Linked DNA regions of Homo sapiens: region 1 is linked to region 2. The links are chromatin contacts, found by Hi-C or POLR2A ChIA-PET in ENCODE. All regions are on one chromosome and are shown on one strand. The core of a region is the stretch at or near the end of the contact, and the rest is flanking DNA. Distances in the headings are between cores, read along the strand shown. Region 1 overlaps CRYL1 (crystallin lambda 1). Region 2 holds the start of XPO4 (exportin 4).

Region 1 (3,221 bases), core at 529-3,028, 480 kb before region 2:
TCTAGCCTGGCCGAGCTGACCCTCTCAGGGGACAGATACCCTCAGGGATCTTGGATCAAGCACTTCTGTTTGTTTGTGGGGTGGGGATGGGGAGAAGAGGAAGCAAGACACATCTAACAATTAACAATAGCAAAGGGTTAACAGATGCTGTGGTACTTACTCTGGTCCTTCGGACAGTCCCAGAAGAAGAGGAAGGCAGGAGAGAAACTTGTGTGGTGGAGGCACACGATATTTGATGGATAAATCCTCCTCCGTGACTATCTCCTCTACTGATCACCAGCTACACCGAACCATCTTTCCTTCTCTATAATCATCCCATTCCTAGATTTAATTTTCTGATTCATGTATTTTTTGCATGGCCTCATTTTCATTTGCTTTTCTCATTTTTCTTCATACCATTCTTCCTCATCCACTTCTTTTTTACTAATTCCCAGCTTTTGATCTTCTATTTTGTTTTGCTCTACTTTTCCCCCAAACTTGGTCCTGAATTTTCACATTTTTCTTGTGCAAACACTACAATAACTTTACTACTACTATCACCAGCAGGAACACAGACTTGCTACCCAGGAATTTGGATGAGGTTCTATTCAAGTTCTTCCACTCCTCAGCTAGAGTTTGGGCATAAGTCCACTGTCAACTGAGAAACAGGAGAAAAATTAAGAGTCAGGAGTCACAAAAGGTTTTATCTTAGGTGAGTGTCAAATAAAGAAACGCAACAGCGAGAAGTAGAGTACTCTGCCACCTTCAGCCCTACGAGGGCGACATGAAGAAAGCACTGGGCTTGTGTGGATCACCCCAGGGCAGCGGCCAAGAAGAAAGGATTACACCAGCACGTCCATCTCAATCTCTAGTGAAAGAAAGGATGGAACAAAGTTAAATCTCGGTGATTTTCTCATCTCCAGAGATGTTCAAGGACAGACCCAGACAAGAACAGTCACTTGCACAGAAGTAACTCGAGCATGAGCTAGGGTACTAGACTATCCCTCTGAGAAACATCCAGCCCTAGGGTCCTTGCAAATGCTACAGGGAGTAACAGAGTTAGAGATTAAGTTTATTATTATTATTATTATTTTGAAATGGAGTTTTGCTCTTGTTGTCCAGGCTGGAGTGCAATGGCAGGATCTCGGCTCACTGCAACCTCTGCCTCCCAGGTTCAAGCGATTCTCCTGCTTCGGCCTCCAAATAGCTGGGATTACAGGCATGCGTCACCACGCCCAGCTAATTTTGTATTTTTAGTAGAGACACAGTTTCTCCATGTTGGTCAGGCTGGTCTCAAACTCCTGACCTCAAGTGATCCACCCGCCTCAGCCTCCCAAAGTGCTGGGATTACAGGTGTGAGCCACCACATCTGGATAATTTTGTATTTTTAGTAGCGATGGGGTTTCTCCATGTTGGTCAGACTGGTCTCAAACTCCTGACCTCAAGTGATCCACCCAGAGTGCTGAGATTACAGGTGTGAGCCACCACATCCGGCCTAGATTAAGTTTATATTGAGAACTACCACAATGATTCATGAGTCTCTCATGAGAAACTAGTTGGAATTATGAGTTTGTTCCCTCCACTTATACATACTGTACCCACATGTTTTCGTTTTCTATACTCTTCACCACATGTTGCTTCCCCCACATGCAACAGGAAACTGGCTCCACGGCAAGGGTGAAAAAGATCTGACCCAGTGGTTCCCACCCACGCCACCTTCCAGGGAGAAGGTGAGGCCAAGATGAGACTTTAATAAGTCGAAAATAAAAGACTGCTAAGTGCTGCCCCACAATTACTCACAGGCTTGTGGTCAGGTTTGTGAGCTGCTTGGCCTGTTGCCGGCACTTACAAGCTTTCTTGGAAGCAAGACACAGACATTCCTGCGGAATGACTTGAGCAAATTTTGCTAACGCTACAAGGGTTGATTGAACACCACCACATTGAACTGATGCAAGAGGACACTGAATCACACCCATAAAACACCCGTCCTGTCAAGAGTCTTCCAAGAGGACGCGCAGGAGTCAGCGCTCCGGGGAAAGAAGATGAGAAACACCAGGTGGACCACCCTGGCCAGGCTGCTGGGAACAAGCCTACGTGCACAGCTGCCGGAGGAGAGGCGGGTCTCCCCTCTGGGAGGCATCTCAGCTACATCTATCAAGTTATAAAAATGTTACTCTCCCGCAGGCTGAGCCCACTCCCAGAATTATTCCAGAAAAGACTCCAGAAGAAGAAACCATATGTGCATAGAGGCTCACTGAGGCCTGACCTTAAAACATCCCGCAGTAAGGGAAAGATTGGATTTAAAAGAAAAAAAAAAAAGACCAGCTAAATGAAATATCATAAAGCCATTAAGAATGAATAAAAACTTGAGTAGCATGTTCATAATAGAGACTAGACAGGAACAAAGGAAAATGAAAGCAATTGACTTAGGGTAGAGCAAACACAGGTGGAGTTTTTCCCTTTGACTTTTCTTTAAAATAGAGGTTGTGTGTGTGTGTGTGTGTGTGTGTGTGTGTGTGTGTGTGTGTGTGTGTTTTGAGACAGAGTCTCACTCTGTCGCCCAGGCTGGAGTGCAGTGGCGTGATCGCAACTCACTGCGACCTCCGCCTCCTGGGTTCAAGCGATTCTCCTGCCTCAGCCTCCCAAATAGCTGGGACTACAGGCCCGCCACCACGCCTGGCTAATTTTTTGTATTTTTAGTAGAAACAGGATTTCATTGTGTTAGCCAGGATGGTCTCGATCTCCTGACCTCATGATCCGTCCGCCTTGGCCTCCCAAAATCCTGGGATTACAGGCGTGAGCCACTGCGCCCAGCCTAAAATAGAGCTTTTAAATAGAAACAAACAAACAAAAAAAAAAATGGAAAGGAAAGAGAGGAAAGACTTTGCCCTAATAAAAGGGACATTCCAGAGTACTTCAGGCCCCAGTGCTAATTCCCTGGTGCACTTTTTCTTAGAACACTGTGTGTATAATGATGCTTTTAGGGGGAAAAACAACAGTATTATAGAGTTTGAAAGAAAGGGAAAGCCTCGACTTTTACAACAAATACAACAGCAAAAAGAATCCATCATTGTGTATGAATGTGAATACATTCACTTCCATTCTATGAGGGTAGTGATACTTTAATTGAGGGGTCCTCTGGGAATACAGTTTACTACAATAAGTTTTGAACCAAAGAGTGTAAGCCCTGACTCCAAAAACAGCCATGGAGCACAAGCCCCATATCTGCCTACTCCCCACAT
Region 2 (3,180 bases), core at 449-2,948:
AGACAGAACTGAGTTCAAGACCTAATTCAGCCATTTAGTAATCGTGTAACCCGGGCCACTTACAGTTTCTCAACCTTGTAAAGCAAAGCTGTTGCAAGAATTAATAAAATATGTAAAGTATGTAAAGCATCAAGCCCAATATCTAGCACTCAATAAACGGTACTTACTACTATTCTTCTCACCTACTCCTTATAGGGGATAAAAGCAGCTTTGCCAGGGAAGAGGGAAGATATTGGAAAACACAAATACTAGTTTATATTAAGCCAGTGACGAAGGACACTGATTTTACCTGATCAGTGTAAGAACTACAGCCGTGTTTTGGGTGGCATACTCCTTCCAGAATCCAATGAAAACGGAGCCCCTAGCTCCTAGGAAAATTTCAGGAATTTTACAAAACGCTCTATGTCAGGGATTTTTAAGAATCTTTTATTAAGGGGAATACTAGCTAGTTACTTCTGCTTAATTTGCAAAAGTGTGAAAACCTTCACTAGTCTGTTTTGTGACAAAACGTACATTAAGTTAATATTCATAATGAAGCAAGTAAATCCTGCTTTTATTAGACTTCTCGATTTCTAAAGAAACAAAAATATCTGGTGTAAAATATTAGAACTACAAACTACGCTAGAATTAGTTCGAATATTCTCAAATGTGATGCTCAAACACCCTAACACCAAACCAAAAGGAAAAAAGTCCAAAAAGGTAACAAAGCTGGCTGTATCCAATTCTTAGAAAGTCTGAATCAATCCAGGTATCAAATGAACCTCTAACTTCCCAAAACATCTACAAACACCGAAGTCATAATTTGCAAAAACAAAGCTGAGCCAGCAAATAGAAACACTGTTTACTAACTGAACGTAGTTTATCCTTACTTCTCCTCCTTGCATGTAATACTTTTATCCTTTGACTCGGCCTTCTCAAATTCCCTTAGTAAACAATCTCATCAAACTGCTTATTGTAGTGTAAGCATGAAGTCAAAGAGTAGCATAGACTCAGTTCTCCAAATCGCGGGAGCTTTAAGGAGCTTAGCACTAGACCAAGTTTTGCCCCAATGACCTTGGTCTCAACGATTCCCCTCCCTCCCTCCAGCCGGCCCGGCCCTTCCACGTGCTGCCGGCTGCAATTACTCCAGAGGTGGCTGCATGTCAGGGAAGCGCTAGAGGATGCGAATGCACAGGAAACAAGGGTTGCTAACAGCACCCAGGCTGTGCCATCCAATCCCTCCCGACACCAACTCCCCAAGAGCGCTCACACAGCCCTACAAATTTCCCCTACCGAAGCCCTGCGGGGATAACCCCAACTCCTTCCCGGCGCCTTGCTCTGCGACCCAGTCTGTGGGGCAGGGTGTAAGGTGAAGAAATTCTCTTTGCTACACCACTATATTCCCACGCCCGACTGGGGTGCTGGGCAGCCAGGGGAAGGGGACAGCTCCTGGAAGGAGGGGACGACGGCAGGAGGAAAGTAGGCTGAAGAATCCTGCGCCACGCCACCGCCACCTCCTCCTCCACTTCCAGGCTCCCTGCAGGCCCTTGCCAGTCGCCAGCCCAGCGAGCAGCAAGGCCTGGAGTGGCAGGGCCGACCGGGGGCCCGCGAATCCCGGGGTCTGAGGGGCGCGGCGTCCTCACCATCAGAACTTTAGCCGCGTTCTCCAGCTGAGCGATCACTTCTGGGGGCCCCAGCGCCGCCGCCATCATGGTCTCTCTTCAATGACGCGCCATGCGCTGCATTCTGGGAGCGGGCGCCGCGGCCGGCCAATCGCCGCCGCGACCCCGGAGCCTCACGCGCTCCCAGGGCCGTCGCAGCCGCTGTCGACACCGGCGTCGCGGCCTCGGCGGGTCTGGCCGGGCTGCCGGGTTCCGGGTGGCTGGGAGGGGACTAGTGTGAGCCCGGCCGCCGCGCTGGGGCGGGGGCGGCCGCAGCCGGCACCGGGCGAGGCCGAGGCGGTCTGCCCAGACTGCTGCAGCCGCGCGCCCCGCTAAGCTCCCAGCCCCGCGCATGCGTGGTGTCCGGCGCCCCGGCCTCGCGGTGCCCCCGGCCCTCTCCCCACTACCCTAGTACAGCCCGCCCGGGGACCCGCAGATCCACGACGCCAGTTCGCTCCCTCCGTTCTCAGCCCTGCACACCGCCTCCCCTGGCTCCTCCTTGCCCTTCCACGCTCCAGCGCCGTGCAGGATTTCCTAAACTTGGAATCGCTCTTCCCGCTTTCCCCTCCTCAGAGCGCACCTCCTTTCAAAGTATCTCTGTCTCCTGCTTCTCTGTTCCTTCTTGCCATGGGAGAACATTCCAGGATAGAACGCTTCGTTTTCTTTCTTTCTTTTTTTTTTTTTTTGGAGACAGGGTCTCACTCTATCGCCCAGGATGGAGTGCAATGGCCCTATTTCGGCTCACTGCAACCTCCGTCTCCCGGGTTCAAGCGATTCCCCTGCCTCAGCCTCCTGAGTATCTGGGATTACAGGCGCCCGCCACCACGCCCGGCTAATTTTTGTACTTTTAGTAGAGACGAAGTTTCACCATGTTGGCCAGGCTGGTCTCGAACTCCTGACCTCAGGTGATCCGCCCGCCTCGGTCTCCCAAAGTTCTGGGATTACAGGCGTGAGCCACCGCCCCCGGCCGAACGCTTCGTTTTCATAATGGAGGGCTTTGGCCTTCTGCAGGACAATCATCCAAATGTATCTGGGCAGCGGGTCGCTAGGAGACCCTAGGAGGAAAACCCGTCTTTGGCTCTTGCCGTTTTCACTCTTTAAGGGCTGGCTCACATAGGAGAGGGAGAAAGCAGGGACAGGAAAGCCTGACCTTGACTACCTGGCTTCTCAAATGCAGTAAGATGAGCTTTGTCGGCCAGGCGCTGTGGCTCATGCCTGTAATCCCAGCACTTTGGGAGGCCAAGGCAGGCCTCATTTTAGCTCAGGAGTTCGAGACCAGCCTGGGCAACATCGTGAGACCCTGTCTCTACCAAAAAAAAAAAAAAAAAAAGCCCGGTGTGGTGTCTTGCGCCTGTGGTCCGAGCTTCTCGGGAGGCTGAAGCGGAAGGATTGCCCAGGAGGTCGAGAGTGCAGTGGGGCGAGATCACACCACGGCACTCCAGCCTGGGTGAGAGGCTGATCCTGTCTCAGGAAAAAAAAAAAAAAGGACAAAAATCAGCATTGTCGTGTTTGTGGAATCCGTGTTGAAAGGCATATTAGA

Evidence for each region. A loop is a pair of places that touch in the nucleus more often than their neighbours do. ChIA-PET counts read pairs that join two places held with the same protein, here RNA polymerase II (POLR2A). Pooled maps may share reads with other maps.
Region 1: a map of posterior vena cava shows a loop between it and region 2 (4-fold over the local background). The contact joins the enhancer-like site here to the promoter of XPO4 in region 2. A Hi-C loop is called at or near these places in 1 of 168 maps with a recorded cell type or tissue (posterior vena cava) and 4 of 50 pooled maps. POLR2A ChIA-PET finds 5 or more read pairs at or near these places in 2 of 52 experiments (OCI-LY7 and T-cell).

What each region holds. Positions count from the first base shown.
Region 1 is chr13:20,418,238-20,421,458 of GRCh38, forward strand. The region is part of intron 5 of CRYL1 (crystallin lambda 1); the gene reads right to left. Among named protein-coding and RNA genes, the nearest start is that of MIR4499, 14 kb to the right of the region's middle. RefSeq lists an enhancer at 790-1,989. Within about 2 kb of position 1,779, at least 17 of the 41 ENCODE cell types and tissues checked have a DNase peak (open chromatin) inside an H3K27ac peak, as active enhancers do.
Region 2 is chr13:20,901,048-20,904,227 of GRCh38, forward strand. XPO4 (exportin 4) reads right to left here and starts at 1,699. Exons shown (of 23, transcript NM_022459.5): 1 at 1,623-1,699. The coding sequence starts at 1,691. RefSeq lists an enhancer at 1,462-1,511 and a silencer at 1,722-2,101.